Regions from separate parts of the Homo sapiens genome. Here all the other regions are linked to region 1. A link is a loop called in an ENCODE intact Hi-C map of the cell type or tissue named here. Cell type or tissue: GM12878. All regions are shown on one strand.

Region 1 (5,000 bases):
GCAGGATACAATTTTATGAGATTCATTTTAGAGCTAAGAATACACACAGATTGAGTGTGAAATAATGAGAAAAGGTAATCCATGCAAACAGCAACCAAAAGAGAGCAAGGATGACCATATTTATATTAGACAAAGTCAACTTTTTTCTGGTGTACATAGAACATTCTTCAGAATAGAAATGTTAAGCAACTGAAGCTTAACAAAAAAGTCTTAATAAATGTTAAACATTTATTAACAAAAAAGTCTTAACAAATGTTAAAAGGTTGATATCATACAAAGTATCCCTTACAATTATAATGGAATGAAACTAGAAATGAGTAGCAGAAGGAAAACTGGAAAATTCACACACATTGAAATTAAACAATATACTCAAACAGCCAATGGGTTAAAGAAGAAACTATAGAGAAACTGGAAAATATTTTGAGAGAAATGAAAACACAACCCCCCGACACTTATGGCATGTACAGAAATCAGACCCAAGAGAAAAATGTATAGCTGTAAATGCTTACATTAAAAAGAAGGATGTCAAATTAACAATGTACTTTACACTTTTAGGAACTAAAAAAAGAAAAAACTAAACCCACAGCCAGAAGAAGGAAGGAAAGATTACAACAAAGATACAATACAGGATACAAAAAAAAAAAAACAAAAAAATTAAACCAAAAGTAAGCTCTTAGAAAAGATCAACAAAATGTTTAGCTAGAATGACTAAGAAAAAAAGCTCAAGTAACTAAAATCAGAAATGAAAGAGGATATTACTACCAATTTTACAGAAATAGAAAACGATTACATCAGTGATTGTCAGAGTTAGAGGTGAGGAAACAAATAGGGCACAGAAGATTTTTAGGGCAGTGAAACTACTTGGTATGACACTGTAATGGTGGATACAGGTATATATTTGTTTAAATCCATAGAATGTACAAATCGAGCAAACCCATGTGTAAACTGTGGGCTCTGCATAATTATGTGTCAATGTAGGTTCAGCCAAGCAAAAGTGTCCTTTTCATGATAAAGATTCAAAATGATGCCCCTCAATGCTAACTCAATTAAGCATCTACAACAGGCCAGGCTTTGTGGTAGAACTACAAACAGCGTTGGAAATAACGGTAAGTTTCAGCCCCTACAGACTTCAAGTATAGCTGCAGGTTGAGAAAATCATATTCAATAAGTGCTCAGTTGCTTATGGTTTGCGATGGCAGTGATGGTCAGTCCAAGTATTTTCAGGTCAAGGCACACAACTTTCCAAAGATTATGCTTTCATCTGCCATACAGGCTGTGATATTACTCACATATTTGCAGCTTAGGAAGTTCCCAAGAGGGCTTGAAGCAAGAGGCTTGCTATGGATATTACTAATCACTAACATTTAAGAGTACTGTGGGCTAAATATTGATTTCAGCATTTTACATGTATTTATTCTTTTAATCCTTATAACCACAATTTAAGGGAAGTACAATTTTTATCTCCATTTCATGCTTGAGAAAACTGAGACACAGAATATCAATAATTTTCTTAAAACAGAGCTAATAAGTGGCTCCAGAGCCTGGTAGAAAGCAAGGCAGATATGAGGAGTTCTATTCTATCAGGGCAATAGGATGTTGGGCTGCCCAGTCAGAACAGTGAAAAGCCCAGTAGGCCAGCCTTTCCCCCAGCTGTCCAATTTTTTAATAGAGCTCCTGGTGGCAACATGTAGATTAGCCTTATTTAGACCTGTCAGCAAAGTCCTGGGGATCATGTCTGGGCCCCGTTAATAAATGGCTAAGATACACTGCCTACCATTTCTCTGTTCCACAGAAAGGGGTCTGGGTCAGTGAGAAAGAGAGTGGGAAGGAAAAGTCAAAAACATCCTCAGTTCCAATGACACAGCTTAGGATGGTGAGTATATGTCACATACACATTAAAACCCCCCTAATTAGGTTGTCCACTTCTGACTCGGAAAAGCCTCAGTGGAAAACATTATGCCATGATGCTACAATACCTGGGATTCTGCTCTGTTCAGCACTTCCAACCTTGAAGGACAAAAGCAAAACAGTGTGGGTGTAGGTGGGTGTGTGTCTGGCTGCAAGCACATGCCAGCCACTGCTGTCACACAGCCTTGCCTATGCCTTGGTATATTAAAGAGTGGTGAGTCACTCACACTTATGATAACCATTCATAACTAGAATTTTAGAAGAGGGGAAAACCCCAGGGCTGTACAGAATGACACGTGACACTCTCCAATGGAAGGACAGAAAGAGCAGAAGCCTCTTGCTAAATCTAACCATGAGCTCTTTCAGAGAAAAGAGGGCCGTTCAGCTTTTCTGCGTCACTATTAATGTGAGCCAGCTGGAAACAGAAAGAATGACTCAAGAGAGTACTACCTATCCTGGAAATGGGGTCAAAGCAGGTATGGTGGGGGAACTGGTTGTGGGCGAGACTGAAGGAGGAAGAAAGATGAGATGTGTGTTTCCTCAAAGTTGATGCTCCTCTCAGTTATTTACTCTTCTCAAGGGTGTCATCAGTATTCTCGGAAGGTCTCAAAAGTGGCAGGGTTCCACCTACCTCAGGTTTTTTTTGCATATTTAATCTTTTATATTTAATATTTAAAAACAATTTTTACATCTTTCACCGCAGGAATTTCCAGTTTGTAAATTGGAAAGCGCTGGAAAGCTGGACCCACTCAGTAACAAGACAACTCCAATCAAAGCAGGTGTTTGCAGGCATCAAGGTCAAGCTGGGCTGGGACAGCCAAGGGCAGCCCAGAGGTCCTTCTCATAGCACTACCTTCTCATAGTACTACCCTGTCTTGAGCAAAGACCCTTGTGGGACCATCAGCAGGATTTGGATGACTAACAGAGGGCAAATTTCATGCTGCTTTGAGCCTAATGCCTCTTTGTTTTTACTGCATTTTTTTTTAATTTTTTTTTTTTTATTATACTTTAAGTTTTAGGGTACATGTGCACATTGTGCAGGTTAGTTACATATGTATACATGTGCCATGCTGGTGCGCTGCACCCACTAACGTGTCATCTAGCATTAGGTATATCTCCCAGTGCTATCCCTCCCCCCTCCCCCGACCCCACCACAGTCCCCAGAGTGTGATATTCCCCTTCCTGTGTCCATGTGATCTCATTGTTCAATTCCTACCTATGCGTGAGAATATGCGGTGTTTGGTTTTTTGTTCTTGCGATAGTTTACTTAGAATGATGGTTTCCAATTTCATCCATGTCCCTACAAAGGACATGAACTCATCATTTTTTATGGCTGCATAGTATTCCATGGTGTATATGTGCCACATTTTCTTAATCCAGTCTATCATTGTTGGACATTTGGGTTGGTTCCAAGTCTTTGCTATTGTGAATAATGCCGCAATAAACATACGTGTGCATGTGTCTTTATAGCAGCATGATTTATAGTCCTTTGGGTATATACCCAGTAATGGGATGGCTGGGTCAAATGGTATTTCTAGTTCTAGATCCCTGAGGAATCGCCACACTGACTTCCACAATGGTTGAACTAGTTGACAGTCCCACCAACAGTGTAAAAGTGTTCCTATTTCTCCACATCCTCTCCAGCACCTGTTGTTTCCTGACTTTTTAATGATTGCCATTCTAACTGGTGTGAGATGATATCTCATAGTGGTTTCGATTTGCATTTCTCTGATGGCCAGTGATGATGAGCATTTTTTCATGTGTTTTTTGGCTGCATAAATGTCTTCTTTTGAGAAGTGTCTGTTCATGTCCTTTGCCCACTTTTTGATGGGGTTGTTTGTTTTTTTCTTGTAAATTTGTTTGAGTTCATTGTAGATTCTGGATATTAGCCCTTTGTCAGATGAGTAGGTTGCGAAAATTTTCTCCCATGTTGTAGGTTGCCTGTTCACTCTGATGGTAGTTTCTTTTGCTGTGCAGAAGCTCTTTAGTTTAATTAGATCCCATTTGTCAATTTTGGCTTTTGTTGCCATTGCTTTTGGTGTTTTGGACATGAAGTCCTTGCCCACGCCTATGTCCTGAATGGTAATGCCTAGGTTTTCTTCTAGGGTTTTTATGGTTTTAGGTCTAACGTTTAAATCTTTAATCCATCTTGAATTGATTTTTGTATAAGGTGTAAGGAAGGGATCCAGTTTCAGCTTTCTACATATGGCTAGCCAGTTTTCCCAGCACCATTTATTAAATAGGGAATCCTTTCCCCATTGCTTGTTTTTCTCAGGTTTGTCAAAGATCAGATAGTTGTAGATATGCGGCATTATTTCTGAGGGCTCTGTTCTGTTCCATTGATCTATATCTCTGTTTTGGTACCAGTACCATGTTGTTTTGGTTACTGTAGCCTTGCAGTATAGTTTGAAGTCAGGTAGTGTGATGCCTCCAGCTTTGTTCTTTTGGCTTAGGATTGACTTGGCGATGCGGGCTCTTTTTTGGTTCCATATGAACTTTAAAGTAGTTTTTTCTAATTCTGTGAAGAAAGTCATTGGTAGCTTGATGGGGATGGCATTGAATCTATAAATTACCTTGGGTAGTATGGCCATTTTCATGATATTGATTCTTCCTATCCATGAGCATGGAATGTTCTTCCATTTGTTTGTGTCCTCTTTTATTTAGTTGAGCAGTGGTTTGTAGTTCTCCTTGAAGAGGTCCTTCACATCCCTTGTAAGTTGGATTCCTAGGTATTTTATTCTCTTTGTAGCAATTGTGAATGGGAGTTCACTCATGATTTGGCTCTGTGTTTGTCTGTTATTGGTGTACAGGAATGCTCATGATTTTTGCACATTAATTTTGTATCCTGAGACTTTGCTGAAGTTGCTTATCAGCTTAAGGAGATTTTGGGCTGAGATGATGGGGTTTCCTAAATATACAATCATGTCATCTGCAAACAGGGACAATTTGACTTCCTCTTTTCCTAATTGAAAACCCTTTATTTCCTTCTCCTGCCTGATTGCCCTGGCCAGAACTTCCAACACTACGTTGAATAGGAATGGTGAGAGAGGGCATCCCTGTCTTGTGCCAGTTTTCAAAGGGGATGCTTCCAG
Region 2 (5,000 bases), 290 kb after region 1:
ATGTATTTGATATAACTGCTATTCTGGCAGATATCAATGGTTACTAACATGTTCATTTACATACTTATTCAAATGTTGATTTTAAATGCACATAGCATCAGACTCTGTCACTACCTTTCCTTATGGTACAGTCCTCCCTGTCAACTCTTATTCTTTGAAAAATTTGGAACCTAGCCCACTGTGTCTATGTATTCTCACTCTCTCGCTCTCCTCCTTAATTCTGACATCTTTTTTAGGTAATTTCAATATTCATGCAAATAACCCATGCAACATTCGGGCCTCTCAGTTCTTTCACTTTTTCATATCCAACAATCTTTCCTCAATCCCATTCAGCCACTCACGCCAGGGTCATAACCTAGAACTTGCCATTACCAACAACTTCATCCCCTCAAAATCAGAATTTCAAGCTTACTATTCTCTGATGCCCAAGCCTACTCCCACTGGTACGATTTCTGACAACCTTCTGATGGCACCGAGACCTCCAAACTATGGACATTACTACCATTTCTCTCTTCATCGGGCCCAAAGATGCTTTAATTTCTATGGGTCCTTCATTATAATCGCTCCTTGCACACGACCTCAATTCCTTTTTCTCTCTTTCTTTCCATTTACTTCCCTGCAACAACTTACTCGAGTGAAGTTCAATTTTTCGTCTACTTCACACCTTTACCTGTGCAGCAGAATTAATCTCTTATAAAATTCATGACCACTTTCTACTGGGGCCCCCAGTAATGTTTCTGAGGAGATTCTCTCACATTCTTTTCCTCACATGTCAAACACCCCTTTTTCTTCTCTCAGCTTATGCCCTTTTCCATCATTTCATAAAGAAACTAGAAACAATAAGATGTGCACACTCCCAACACCAAATCTACCAACTTACTGCATCTCTACCTATATAAGTTGGCTTCCTCCTATTACCGGAAGCAATGGTTCCCGCTTCTAATGAAGGATGACCTCTCTCTGCTAGTGCAGTGGATTCTATCCCCTCAGACTGAAAGGTTTTACTCCAGTCTGTGTCCTTTCTCTCTCCTGAATAATTAGTTTACCCTCCTTATGGAATCATTCATAGCACTATTATCTACTATCTTAAAAACCAAAATCAAACACAAACAAACCAAAAAAATTGTTTTCCTCGATCCTAAAGGAATCATCTATATTCATTGTCTATTTTAAAATTAAATATAAAATATTTACTAGGTATAAGAACATTTGTGACTAAAACATGTTTCAAAATAAGCACAATTTATCAAAAATCTGTCCCTGCGATTGGCTAATGATCAATATAAAAAACAGTAAAAAACACGCCCAGTTGCAGTGGCTCACACCTGTAATCCCAGCACTTTGGAAAGATCAGCACAACCAGGAGGATTGCTTGAGGCCAGGAGTTCGAGACCAGCCTGGGCAGCATAGGGAGACCTCATCCCTATTTAAAAAAAAACAGCCAAGTGTAGTGGCTTGCTTCTGTAGTCCAGGCTACTCAGGAGGCTGAGGTGGGAGGATCACTTGAGCCCAGGAGGTTGAGGCTGCAGTGAGCCATGATCACGCCACTGTACTGCAGCCTGAGAGACAGAGCAAGACCCTGTCTCCAGAAGAAACAAATAAACAGACAGACAAAAACATCAAATATACAAGAAAAGTCTTTCTTTGAATTCTTAGTCCACATTTGTATCAAATGGACTAAGTTTACCTTATATGAAAATGTTGCCAATTTAAATAATCTGCTACATTGGTGAGTCAAACTAGCCCCGCTAAAATGAATGTCATTGATAGCTGTATTCTTATATATTTTCTCCAATTCTTTTTTGTGCTTTTACTTTTTGTTATTTTTCTTTACTTGTTTTTGGCTTCCTATGAAACTCTTATAAGCAGTTCTCAGAATTGGTGTCTTAGACCATGCCAGGTAAAACTTTTCCATTATGGTAACATTTATGGTCGTTTATTTGGCACATTTGGCTTTTGCTCTCAATACTGTGAATTACAATTCTCAAAATTCTAACTCACATTTTCTAGGTTGTTTTATTTGAATTGTTTATAGGTTGTTGATTTTTCACACTTTGACCTTGTTATTTAGCTATCTTTCAATGCTGTCTGCTCTCTGCCTTCCTCATTGTGGACTTTAATTTCATTCTATTAGTTCTCTCCACTAAGGTAATAGCAATTCTCTTAAGGTTCTCAGAATTCTCATGTCAGATCTGCCTTTTTCCCACTTCTCAAAACTTTTAACCTTTGATTAAGTAAATAAATGTTCGGGTACTCATATGACTCTTATCAGCGTTTATATGAGTGCTGAGGTAGTTAGTTGACACCACCAGTTCATTCAGTTCACTACCTTTTCAATGTTCGTTAGTTCTTTCCTGTTCTCACTTCCCTTCTGGACATTTAACTACCAGTGTCTTTGAGCACAAACCACCTGTCATCACTGTCAAAATGTGTAGATTAACACATACAGTTTTCAGATAACTATAGCAATAATCTGTAAACCAAGCTTAGCTAAACCTGGGGCAACATAAATATTTTACAACTACAGGTTAAGCTAGGAGAGAATTTGGGTATCATCGGATTCATCATCTTTTCTCTATACAAAATCAAACTCAGACCACTCCCAGTAAAAACAAAACAAAACAAGTCATTTTATTTAAGTGAAAATTGGATGAAGGAAGTTGAAAACTGAGGAAAGTACCAGAAGTTCCTGGCTTAACTGAGTCACCTTGTATGAGTGAATCAGTGTACAAATGAGTGATTAGATCTAGCCCTTGACTGACAACTGTTCTGTGACAATCGTGCTGTAAACTTTAATCTTAACTTCAAGGCTTTTCTATGTCAGACCTTTACCGAACTGATAATACATCAAACTCAGCAGTTACACATCTTCTTTAATAGCAGCACTGTGAGAGGTTTTGCAAAGAAGGCAAACGTTATCCACATCAGTTAGTGTTGAAACATTTAGTGGGAAAACAGGTTCTAGTTATTTATTATCCAAACAGGGCAGTGAGAGATACTCTATGTTTTTGGCTATAAGTCAAAGTAAATCAAACTAGAGTAGACTAATCTAACAATGGAAAGGGCAAAAAGTGATTGAAAGGAATAGCTGGAGGAATTTGAGTACTGTACTTATTTTTATTTTTCTTTGTTTTTTAATTATTTTCAGTTGCTAAAATTCACATAGTGCAAATCTACCAAAGATCTCAAGGGGGCTATAGAATTCCTCAGCTACTCGGTTTCCTCCCCTAGAGGCAAACTCCATTACCAGCATCTTTTTACCCATCCAATGATATTTCAAGTGTATGTGTTTGAATGCACACTTGGTAGATTTTATTTCTATAACAAGAAAGTTATGTGTATTTATTTTGAATTTACTCATATTTGGTTTAATCATGTGCCTTATGCTCAAAAATTTGTGTTTTCTAAAAAATGGTTTAAAATATATATAATTTTGTATTGACAGGAATTCAGTTGGAATTTTCTGTTAAAATTTTGATATACTATATGGCAACATTATATAAATAATTTTCACTAGAAAAAATATATAGAGGAAAATAATCACCTGTAGTCTTGCCACTTAGAAATAAGCACAATAATTATTTTGGCTTATTGTTTATACAAACATACTGAAATATTTTCTGGAATAGGAATTATACCATACACAGTTGTCCCTCAGTATCTACGGGGCACTGGCTCCAGGATCCACCAAGAATACCAAAATACATGGAAGCTTAAGTGTCTGACGTAAAATGCAATGGTTACATTTACACATAACCTACACACATCCTACTGTATACTTTAAATCATCTCTAGATTATTTATGGTACCTAATACAATGTAAATGCCATCTAAATTGTTGTTATACTATATTGTTTAGGGAATAATGATAAGAAAGAGAGTCTGTTCAATACAGATGCATTTTAAAAAATATTCTTGATCCACAGAGGACTGATTCCATAGACATGGAACTCAAGGATTCAGAGGGTTGACTGTATGCCATTATGGAATATTTTCCCCTGATGACAACTATATATTTACACATTTTATTTTCAGCCACAAATAACAAATATGAAATTGAAAATTTAAAAAAACTTATTAAAATAAGGGACCATAAATTTGATGTTCATGCTCTCTCTCAATTCAGAGTCCTTGAATGTAAAATGGTGCCTATTACCAGTGTTATCAGTCATACCTAGGTTAGCAGTGGGCTGTTTCAATGTCAGGATGGTGGGGAGTATATTGAGCAATGGTTCTGTGTGACATCCTACAAAATCTCTCCCTCAGGGTCCAAAGTGGGTGAGGAAAGCCCTGGGATAGGGAAACACAAAAGAGAGGGAGTTAGGGAGGGAAAATTCTTAGCTGGCCGCTTTTTCAAAGGAGCAAGGGAGGGAAGGCACTCCAGGGCTCAGGCATTCAGCTTCCTGCTTGTGCCCCCCACCCCAAACCAAGTTGCTGTAGCGTCAGCCATCATACCAACCCTGTCAGAGAAGGCTGCGTGTGAGGAGGGCTCACCAACTCCCTGAGAACACAGTATAGATCCAAGTATCCCTGAAAGGAGACAGGGAGGAGGGGAATATAGATGTACTATAATAATAAAAATACTGTTCAAAGACCATAATACAATGAAAATTTATATATAATAAAGAGATAGCCAAAGTCCCATTGACTTCCTATGCATTTTAAGCTATATTTACTGCTAAAGTATTCAGTGAAACTTGTATATCCCTTTGCTGTGTTTTTCATGGCTCTTCCTTCACCAGAGTGAGCCCATTGCCGTCCTATACAACAGGAACTGCAGCTTCAGCACGTCATGGGAATCTTCCTGAGTTCCATATCCTGCCCTCTCTTCCGATGTTTTTAGCTGGTTGGGCATCCCTGGTGACCGTCATGACACCTCAAAGCTAGGTTCTACCTCTATATCCAGCCCCTGGCTGCCTTGCTGTGGAACAGCACTCCCAGAAATTATACAGTGCATAGCGGCTCTGCAGCAGCCCTGATGCACTGCTTACTCGGCTCTA
Region 3 (5,000 bases), 250 kb before region 1:
CCAAAAGCAATTTCAACAAAAACAAAAATTGGCAAACAAGATCTAATTAAACTAAAGAGCTTCTGCACAGCAAAAGAAACTATCAACAGAGTAAACAGACAACCTACAAAATGGGGGAAAATTTTTGCAAACTATGCATCTGACAAAGATCTAATATCCAGCATCTGTAAGGAACTCAAATTTACAAGAAAAAAGCAAACAATGCCATTTAAAAGTGGACAAAGGATACGAACAGACACTTATGAAATTAAGATGTACATGTGACCAACACACATATGAAAAAAAGCTCAACACCACTGATCACTAGAGAAATACAAATTGAAACTACAATGAGATACCATCTCACACCACTCAATGGCTATTATTAGAAAGTCCAAAAACAATAGATGCTGGCAAAGTTGTAGAGAAAAAGAAATGATTTTTACACTGTTGGTGGGAGTATAAATCAGTTCAACCATTGTGGAAGACAGTATGAGGATTTCTCAAAGACCTAGAGGCAGAAATACCATTTGACCCAGCAATCCTTTTGCTGAGTATATACCCAAAGGAATATAGATCAGTCTACTATAAAGACACATGCATACTGTATGTTCATTGCAGCACTGTTCACAATAGCAAAGACGTGGGATCAACCTATTATATGTCCATCAATGATAGACTGGATAAGGAAAACATGGTACACATACACCATGGAATACTATGTAGCCATAAAAAGAAGCAAGATAATGTCCTTTGCGAGGACATGGATGGAGCTGGAGGCCGTTATCCTTAGCAAACTAAGAAAGAAAATCAAATACTGCATGTTCTCACTAAATGATGAGAACATGGACACATGGTGGGGAACCACAGACACTGGGGCCTGTTGGAGGGTAGGGGTTAGGAAGAGGAAGAAGGTCAGGATGAATAGCTGATGGTTTCTGGGTTTAATATCTGGGTGAGCAGATAATCTGTGCAGCAAACCACCACATTCACCTATGTAACAAGCTGCATGTTCTGCATATGTACCTCTGAACTTAAAATAAAAGTTGGAAATTTAAAAGAAGAAGAAAAGGACTAAAAAGCCATGATTCTAAGTGTTTACCTTGAAAAATAGAAAAAAAATTGAAAAAACCCCAGATAAGACTTTTTAAATTGAAAACAAATGTAAAATATAGAAAATCGACAATTGCCAAAGATAAAATTCATAAAAGTTAGCTTCTGGGCTTTGGTAATTTTTTTAAATTGCTGGTTTTGTGAGTGGGTTTACTTTGTGAAAAATCATTGGTCTCTGTACTATGTTTTATACACCTTTATGTGTAAAAAGTTTACTTAAAAAATAATAATTTTGAAACATGGTCAGGAATTCTTCTTTCCAAGCTGCATCTGCCGTTTGGTAACATCTTTCCAGCACTTTGAAAGAGAGCATAATGAGATACTCAAATTCTGTCTTTGCAGATCCTCTCCTCTTTCACCATTCTTCTTCCAAGTCTCCCATAGCCTCATATCTTCATTACCCAAGGCCAGCTTTCCTGAACTCATCCTCTAGGGACTCTGACTGAAAAATCCCTACAGCATGCCAATATGCCTCACTGCTACAGGAGTAAGACTTTCTAAGATTTGCCCATTTTTTTTCCTTCACTGAAATGTACTTATCTCATAACATTAGGCCAAAAGCAAAAAAGTTCTGTGATCAAAGAAGTTGAGGGAACACAGAATATTTTATCCCCATCCTGAGATTCATAAAACACATATAGTTTATTAAAATGCCCAATGAGTCCTGCAGTAGATAAACTTATCTTTATTTACTCCATTTTCAAAATGAACTTTACCATAGAAGTCTTTTTTTCACAGCACGGCATGGTGACTTACGCCTGTAATCCCAGCACTTTGGGAGGCCGAGGCAGGCGGATCATCTGAGGTCAGGAGTTTGAGAACAGCCTGGCCAACAAAGTGAAACCCCATCTCTATTAAAAATACAAAAATTAGCCAGGCATGGTGGCAGGCGCCTGTAGTCCCAGCTACTCGGGAGGCTGAGGCAGGAGAATCACTTGAACCCGGGAGCCAGAGGTTACAGTGAGCCTAGTTCACACCATTGCACTCCAGCCTGGGTGACCAGAGCAAGACTAAGTCTCAAAAAAAAAAAAAAGTCTTTTTTCACATCATCACATCATAAAGCCTTTTCATTTATTCAAATATTTATAGAGCGCCTAGTATGCCAAATACTAATTTCTGTGCTGGTGATAAATCCATGAGCTCTTGGAGTTTAAGCTCTCAGTAACGACGGCAGAAAGTAAAGACTAAATTCATACATGATTTCAGGTAATAATAAACATTATGAATAAAAATTAAGCAGGGTATAGTGATTAAACAATGACAACTGAGGTTGGAGTATAGGAATCCACAGAACAAAACTTTGGAAATTTTGCCTTAGTGTGTAACCATGTGCTAACTGAAGTAACAAAGTCCCTTTGGAGAAGGTTTGAGAAAACCTTCAACACTCTCTCTTCAATTAGTGTGTGTGAAAAAGTACAAGGATACTTATTACCTGATCTTGAAGACCAGTGCTATTGATAGGGACTTCTGGCCAGCTAGGAGAGAAGGTAGTGTTGTGCAAGGCGTTCAAGAGACTCGGGGCCCCTACAATTATACTTTGTAAATGGAACTTACTCAATGCACTCCTAAGGCAATTGCCCCTTCCTAGAAAATTGGAGAAGTGTAATGGTTGCGCAGTTTCCTGAACACACAGATCTCAGCTGCTTAATTTATTTTACAGTGTTTTTTATTAGCCTATAGTTGACTAGTATAATTTTTCCTTTCTACAGACATGGAAACTGGATTTCCAGGTTTCATGCTGTTCCTCACATAATAAATCAGGTCAATCTATGAATTCTTTTTTTCACTATTTCACAATACCTATTTGATATCTACTGTCTGTGTAGCTCTGTCTCAGGTATGCAAAAATAAATGTGACCCAGAGGAACTTACGAGCATATTATAGTCGGAAGGTCAGGTACTTTCCCTTTGTGTTTCCCAGCCTCTGTCTTAAGAAATCAGTAAATGCCTCACAAACAGATGTAATTCATTTGTTTATGACTTTCCCAGGCCACACAGAACACAATAAACAGAGTATATGCCTGAGATATATTTAGAGTCTTCACCCAAGAAGGCTTTGGATGGTTTTTAAATACTGAGGGTAATGATAAATACAATACTCTTTTGCCAATCAATAGAAGTACGATATTACAAAAACAGAACTTCTCCTTATTCTTCTCACTGGGAAGGATTTGCTCAGCAGCATAGCTTTTAACACTCTTACGACTTAAAATAAGATACTCAAAACTGGGCAGATAAAGCATCGATTCTAATCCACCACCTGAAGTCATATGACTCATCTGAAGCAGAAGTGGAAAAAAAAATCTAGACCAGGAATCTCAAATTATCACAGGCAGCAAAGAAAGTCAAAATGATTGTACCAATGAGTCATCCGCCATCTGCTTCTCTTCCAGAAAATGTAAGTCAAGGTACAGATAAGCAGGAGTAAACCAACATCAAGAAAATGCAAACCACAATGTTCTTCTACAATGATAGAAGGAAATATGAAGTATATTAAAAGCTAACACAAGGAGATTAGATTGACTCAGAACCTCACTGAGCAGGCTGGGAAGATAATAGGTTTTGTAAGACCCAATACCTGCAGTAAATGATATGGGAAAGGGAAGGAGGCCTATACTATGGCTAAAAAGGGAACTGAAAGCCAAGAGACTCAATAGGTGAGTTCCAGTTTACCAATTTATTCTTCCCACTCCATTTGCTGACTCAAGTTGTGATACAGAAGATAGGAAATCTCATCTTCCTAACAAGAAGACTCCATTCCTATGAGGAAAAATAAGCTGAGAGTCCACTTGAAATCTCTTCTTGATACCTCCACATCCATCATCCCTCTCTTATGATCCACTTTTGGCTACCTTACTAGAACAGAGAACTGTTCTGTGGAATTATTCATTCCATTGCTCTTGTTTTATATTGATAGTTTAGCACTCATCATACTGTATTACAGGGCATTATTTGTACTTTTTCTCTTTAATATATATAAATTCCTTCAGTCATGTGTCATAGCAATAGCTAATTAATACTCATTATTTTATCCTACCAATCTTTATTGAGCACCTACTATGGGCCAAACACTGTTCTTGGGGCTTATGATATATTAAAAAACAAACTATGATCTCTGCCTTTGTGAAGCTTACATTCAAGTGGGAGGCAGGAATAGAAAATCATCATAAGTAGATATGCTAGTATGTTTGAAGATGATAAACATCACTGAAAAGAAAAACAGTAGAATAAGAAAGATCAGGAATGCCAGAAGGTAGTGTTGGGGAAGGGGTAGTTTGCGGCATTAAAGAGGACAGTCAGAGCGGGCTTTATTGAGAAGGTGAGATTTGCCCAGACTTGAAGGAGGTGATGGAGTTAGTCAAGTGAATTTTGAGAACAGATGTATTACACTTTCTTCTTCAAGCTCCATCAAGGACTTTAAGCCAGTGCTACCTTGAGACTCAGGAGATTTGGTAAGTTCACCAAGCTGCCAGAACACTTGTTTTTGGCTCACATAATATATTCAGTGAGTAAGACTTTAGTCATTTTGTTACTATTGTGTGACATGGGAGACTGAGAACAGGAACAGAGAAAGGAGAAGCAGCACAGCACTCAAGAGTGGGGTGGGAATGGGGAGAAGAGGGACCTCCACTCTCATCTGAATCAAGAAAGATTCTGGAAATCTTGTGGGTAGAATGAAGTCAGCCCTTCCTGTTTCCTAAATGTCCTTCCTTGTGATGAGTTTTAATTATCTAAACCTGTCATAAAACTCTACAGAGTCTCTTTGTTGTCTTTAAAGACTTCTTTTTGCTGGCTCTTTTTATTCATTCTTTATTTCTGTGGTGACCAAAAGGATCAATCTCAGCTATATTTTCTGGAGAGGCCCAGGAGAGGGAATTCCAGTTTTGTTGTTCAGTTTCAGCCCTGTA
Region 4 (5,000 bases), 110 kb before region 1:
TTCTGTTTCAAATCGGTCTTTCCAAAGTCTTCTTGTGCTCCTTTGTAGACACTCTTCAGTCAGAGAGAGCTTTTTAATCTCCTCCAATTTGCTGCAGCTGTATCTGTGCCTCAAAACAACGCTTTCTCCCCATTCCTCTTTTCTCTCTGCCCTTGGAACTCTGTGGACTTCTCTCATGTTTTTAACCTACTCCCTTTTATCAGTGCATGTCATCTCCACTTATTTGTAGCACCCAATATTTTTACTACATCTTTGACCAATTAAGTCTTACTTGGGTTATGTTTTTAAAGTAGGTATCTTATTAGGTGGTCCTTTTAAAGTATATGTCCAGTCTCTCCAGCTAAATTAAAACCCTTGAGCACAGAGACCACATGTTATAATGTTTTACCTTTTCCATAGCACTTAGCATGTTACCTTGACATGGCATATACTGAATGAATGCTTGCTATTTATGAGTTTAGTTAGTGCCACATCTCATGAAGTACAGGGACTTAATGATTCTCAATCCTGACTTCATCTTACAGTCACCTGGAGAATAAAGTTTCCTCTTAGCTCAACAAGTCAGAATCTCTGAGCAAAATCCTCAACTTCTTACCTAGGTGATACTCTTGTAAGCCACACTGTGAACCACTGGATTCAACAGATGAAGTAATATAAGCCACTGGCTCTTAAGCCTCATTGATTATTGCGGTGAAGATGTGAAGACTAAAGATGCTTTGGGCATGGCAAAGTGTTCTACAGATATTAGAATTGTTATTATGGTACATTTGAGAGTGTCATTGCTTTGAGAAAGATTCTCTAAGTTTTTTAACAGCCACACTGTAATGGAAATATCCAATTATAGGTATCCAAAACCTTTTAAACTCTTTATATCAGGTGTATATACCCTGTTCCTTTTTGCTAACTTAAAAATGTTCAAACTCTGTCTTCTCTAGGCTGGCAAACATTCAGCAGCACACCCTCTCAAGATTGTTTACTTGCCTTTGCTCCTGTTGAGTTACAACGCTTGGAAGCAGGAGATGGGCTCAGCAGCAGCCAATAGGACATGATCCAGGAAGAGCAGTAAGGGACTGAGCTGCTGGTAAGACAGTGGAGACAGTTGACACTTGTTTGTCAAGTATGAATTTATTCCTAATGTAATGGTAATCTCTCTCCCAAACTTCAACTTCAAGTTACCCTGCACCCTCTCAAATACTTTTCTTTATTGTCTATGCTTAGGACACATGGATTAGATTGTTAAGATTTGTGAATTTACTAAAGTTGTGTACTGACTTATGTATAGCTGTATTTTTCTGGAGAAAGATAGATTTTTATCAATTCTCAATGTCTATGGAGTTTTTAAAAAGAGGTAAGGATTATTCAAATGTAACTATAAACATAAGAAAATGTGATATCTATAACCAGTTGTTAGAGTATTTATCGCCTCCATTTTGCTTCACTTGTAGCCACTTCGTCTCAATCTTGTTAAGGACCAAATAAATGGTATTTGTGGTTACTTGCTGATCTGAAAAGTGAGTACCTCCTGCACCTGGCTAGTCAGTCTTGTGACAATTTGGTGCCATAGAACTAGCAGAGAACTAAATTATGGAATGGCAGATCTCAGGAGCAGCTATGTGATTTTACATACGGTTTGTTTTTAATGGATAGAGACAGAGTCTGGCTATGTTGCCCAGGCTGCTCTGAAACTCCTGGGTTCAAGCCATCATCCTGCCTTAGCCTCTTAAGGAGCTGGGATTACAGGTGCATGCCCCCAGGCCCAGTTCATATGATTTTCTGAAAATACAAAAGAAAGAGGGAGATACAAAATACTTTTTTAATCATGTTCTTATAATTATCTTAATAAAAATCAATTTGCTCTGAATGCCATGACCTGCTGAGTGTCCCAACCTAAGGGTTGTCAGACCATTTTCTCATATATGCATGTATAGAAGTAGGGAACTAATATATTTTTGTCTAAAATGTTTAAGATGAAGATGAGAATGAATTCTACAATATATAATTTTGCCTGAACTATATAAGACAGTTAAAATTATAGAGACATTGCAGGAGAGACTCTGGATTAGATAGAAAAAAGGAAGAATTAGGCTTTTTTTTTGTCTATAATCCTTTTAGTAGGTAATTCAGCTTCAGTTTCACTAAATCTTGTTTATGCATTCAGCATAACAAATCTTCTAATAAGCCTGTATAGCTCTAATCTCTGCCTTACTGCAGACACCTGAGGATATAAGTATCCACTCTGCCACTTGATACTTCTCAGAGACTGTTCTGGTGCTGAGAAATCCTTTCCAGTGTGTCCTCAGTTGAACTCCCATGATTCCTGGATGTTGCCATTTTCAAGACACAGGGCAAGCGCATCTGTCTAGATTACCTCTCTACCTTGGGAATTTTAAGTCACTCTGTGAGGGAAAGAGAACTCAGTATAGTAGTAACTCTCAGAATGAAAATTTTCCCCTTGCATGTTAATATTTTTAGAGTAATCATTGTCACTGAAAATAGACTTCCTCTTTCCCCTCTCATGCTGGAAAATCTTAGGTAATTATGAATAAAGCATTCTTTACTTTTCCCCTCCTCCCTTGATGATTGCTTTACCTCACTCTGTGAGAACTGTGACTACTCATTCTGCTCTTGTCTTTTACATGAGAACTGAGAGCGCATTTTTAAGATGGAATTTTCCTCCTTAATGAAGTCATAACATTAGTCAGAAGATTTTCTCTTCTTGAACGTTAAGCCTGGGTAAGGAATAAAGTGCAGAAGTTTATGGAAAATTATAAGATAACTTAAAAAAAAAACGAAGACAACAAATTAAAATATTAGCCATTGAGGGAAAAGGTTTTACAGGTAGCTCTCTGAGGAGTTCTTCCCTCATATCTCCTCAAAAATCTTGTTTTGCATTTAATTTTTTACAGTTGGATAAGCTCAGCCCTTGACATATTTTCAATAGCAAATAAGCCTAGAGTTTATTTTTAGTACATTTATTAGGAATGTGTTCTTGGGAAAATTATTTAACCTCTGTAAGCCCTGCTTTAAATGGCAAAGAAGAAAGTAGGTAATAATAGATAATAACAGGATTATTTTATGCATTACCTGTACATTGCCCAACATATAGTAAGTTCTCAATTTTATATTGGTATTTGTTTTATTATTAACCACTTTTATTAATGTTGCTTTTAGTTTTTGAAATATGAATTCATTCAAAAATATTTCTTGAGCACCTGCCAAATACCAGGCACTCTTCTAGGAACTAGAGTGGCATTAATGAGTAAGAGGCAAAAATCTCTTCCCTTGTTGAGCTTAGAATCCATTAGAGTAAGAGACAGACACATACAAAATAAAATGTATAATATAGTAAATACCAAGAAGTGCTAAGTTTTAAAAATGTAAAGCAGAAAAAGGAAATTGAGTGGCAGGGTTAGGTAGTAATTGAAGATATAGTAGTCAAGTAAGGCAGCTTCAAGAGAAGATTATGTCTTAAATAAAAATCTGATAAAGATATAAAAACAAGCCATGAAGTTATCTGAAGGAATTGCAGGTAGTGGAGAACAGCCAAAAGACCTGGAGTAGTAAAAGGTTTTATGCAGAGTGATTTAAAAAGAATCACAGTATCTTATACATCAGTAAATATTTACACATACACTTAAGTAAGTGATATGGACAAGAACTTTGGAAGTTGAATAGCAAGGTCCATCTGGACTATAACAGAGGAGGCTTCACAAAGGAAGGTGACAGGGCATGGCCTGGATCCTGAAGGACAGGAAGAATTGGGATCGATAACAAAGAATGACATCCCAGTGGAGAGAAGTGGAGGGGAAACAGCATGAAATGGAGTGAAATAAGAATGTTGGCCTTTAGGGCAGGAATGGGCCAGGCAGAGGGCAAGTGGGAAGCAGGAAAAAGGCGACCTTGTATAAAGTTCATGTTGGCAAATAGAGAGAAGATGGGAAAGCAGGGTAAGGCCAAATTTAGTAAAATCCTAAAGTCAAGCTAAAGATTATTGCATGCTATCCTGAAAATATTGGGGAATAATTAGAGCAGATGAGTAGAAAGGTGAATTCTTGTATTTAGCTATATCATTATTTTTACAAATTTAAACAAATAAGGAAATGGAGGCAGTAGTTGGAGTAATTTAGGAGATAAATTGAAAATGGATTTTGTTAAGAGAGAAGGGAAGATAGATTTTATATATTTTAAGGAAAAATCATGAGGATTTATTTGCTGACTGCACGTAAGAGATAAAAGAGAGGAGTCAAAGATTTCTCTAAAATTTTCAAAATGATTAATTACGTGTTGGTATTAAAAGAAATAGGGAAGTTGGGACATATGAGTTTGAATTCAGCATGAGTCAGTTAAGACAATCAGATGCAGATATTCTTAAGGCAACTAAAGTTCATTTGATATTTGTCATATAGGCTGAATTAAGTTTCTAAGAGCTGTTTTTACTATGCATTAAATCCGTGTAATACTAACATAGTACAAAAGTTGTTTGCTATCCAAATTTTGTATTTTTATAATAAGTTGGAGAGACAGAGAATCAAAAAATTATTGATTTGGAACCATTAGACATCAGCTAGTCCAATTAGTTCATTTTGTGGAAGGAAAAAGGATACCCAGAGATGTTACATGACTTTATAGCCATGCCTCTAGCTAGTATCTAACTTGGTCTAGCCCAGGTCTCCATACTGAGACTCTCCTCCTGCTAATAAAAAAATAATAAAAAAGTATTAGTGGTTTGTATTTTGCTGGCTTGCTTGTGGAGAATAGGATTAGAAGGTTTGACTTGCCTGTTAGCACTCTCTTGTAGCCATTTTTCTAATTAACATACACATTTTACCCTTTCTCATGAAACAGATCTAACTTGTTTAGAAGCTTCAGTCTTCTTGATTTAATTAATCACTTTCTCCCACCTTTAGTCATTGTTGAAGTTTCCTGATTTACAATGTTATCTTTTTATCTTTTCAGTAGTATAAGGAGGAATGATATTTCTACTGTTGTACTATTTTTCT

Evidence for each region. A loop is a pair of places that touch in the nucleus more often than their neighbours do. Peaks named below come from ENCODE experiments on the same cell type or tissue, not always from the same donor. Only the 100,000 strongest peaks of a DNase experiment are listed, where the experiment ranks them.
Region 2: a loop joins it to region 1, with 4 times the contacts of the local background. A loop is called at or near these places in 1 of 110 quality-filtered maps.
Region 3: a loop joins it to region 1, with 7 times the contacts of the local background. A loop is called at or near these places in 1 of 110 quality-filtered maps.
Region 4: it touches region 1 in a loop (2.6-fold over the local background); 1 of 110 quality-filtered maps calls a loop at or near these places.

Annotation. Positions count from the first base shown.
Region 1 is chr4:105,304,342-105,309,341 of GRCh38, forward strand. All of the region lies in intron 2 of TET2-AS1 (TET2 antisense RNA 1), which reads right to left. Among named protein-coding and RNA genes, the nearest start is that of TET2-AS1, 46 kb to the right of the region's middle. RefSeq lists an enhancer at 2,077-2,356. In GM12878, no CTCF peak of the experiment used is centred here; DNase peaks (open chromatin) are centred at 830, 1,130 and 2,230; H3K4me3 peaks cover 606 bases; H3K27ac peaks cover 2,576 bases.
Region 2 is chr4:105,591,952-105,596,951 of GRCh38, forward strand. The region is part of intron 2 of ARHGEF38 (Rho guanine nucleotide exchange factor 38); the gene reads left to right. Among named protein-coding and RNA genes, the nearest start is that of ARHGEF38-IT1, 33 kb to the left of the region's middle. In GM12878, no CTCF peak of the experiment used is centred here; DNase peaks (open chromatin) are centred at 2,340 and 2,740; H3K4me3 peaks cover 602 bases; H3K27ac peaks cover 1,621 bases.
Region 3 is chr4:105,054,900-105,059,899 of GRCh38, forward strand. No RefSeq gene overlaps it. Among named protein-coding and RNA genes, the nearest start is that of TET2, 89 kb to the right of the region's middle. RefSeq lists enhancers at 4,389-4,488, 4,509-4,578. In GM12878, no CTCF peak of the experiment used is centred here; DNase peaks (open chromatin) are centred at 3,002, 3,402, 3,562 and 4,622; H3K4me3 peaks cover 336 bases; H3K27ac peaks cover 3,579 bases.
Region 4 is chr4:105,189,425-105,194,424 of GRCh38, forward strand. It overlaps TET2 (tet methylcytosine dioxygenase 2), which reads left to right. Exons shown (of 11, transcript NM_001127208.3): 2 at 936-1,081. The region is part of intron 2 of TET2-AS1 (TET2 antisense RNA 1); the gene reads right to left. Among named protein-coding and RNA genes, the nearest start is that of TET2, 45 kb to the left of the region's middle. In GM12878, no CTCF peak of the experiment used is centred here; a DNase peak (open chromatin) is centred at 2,547; H3K4me3 peaks cover 705 bases; H3K27ac peaks cover 2,686 bases.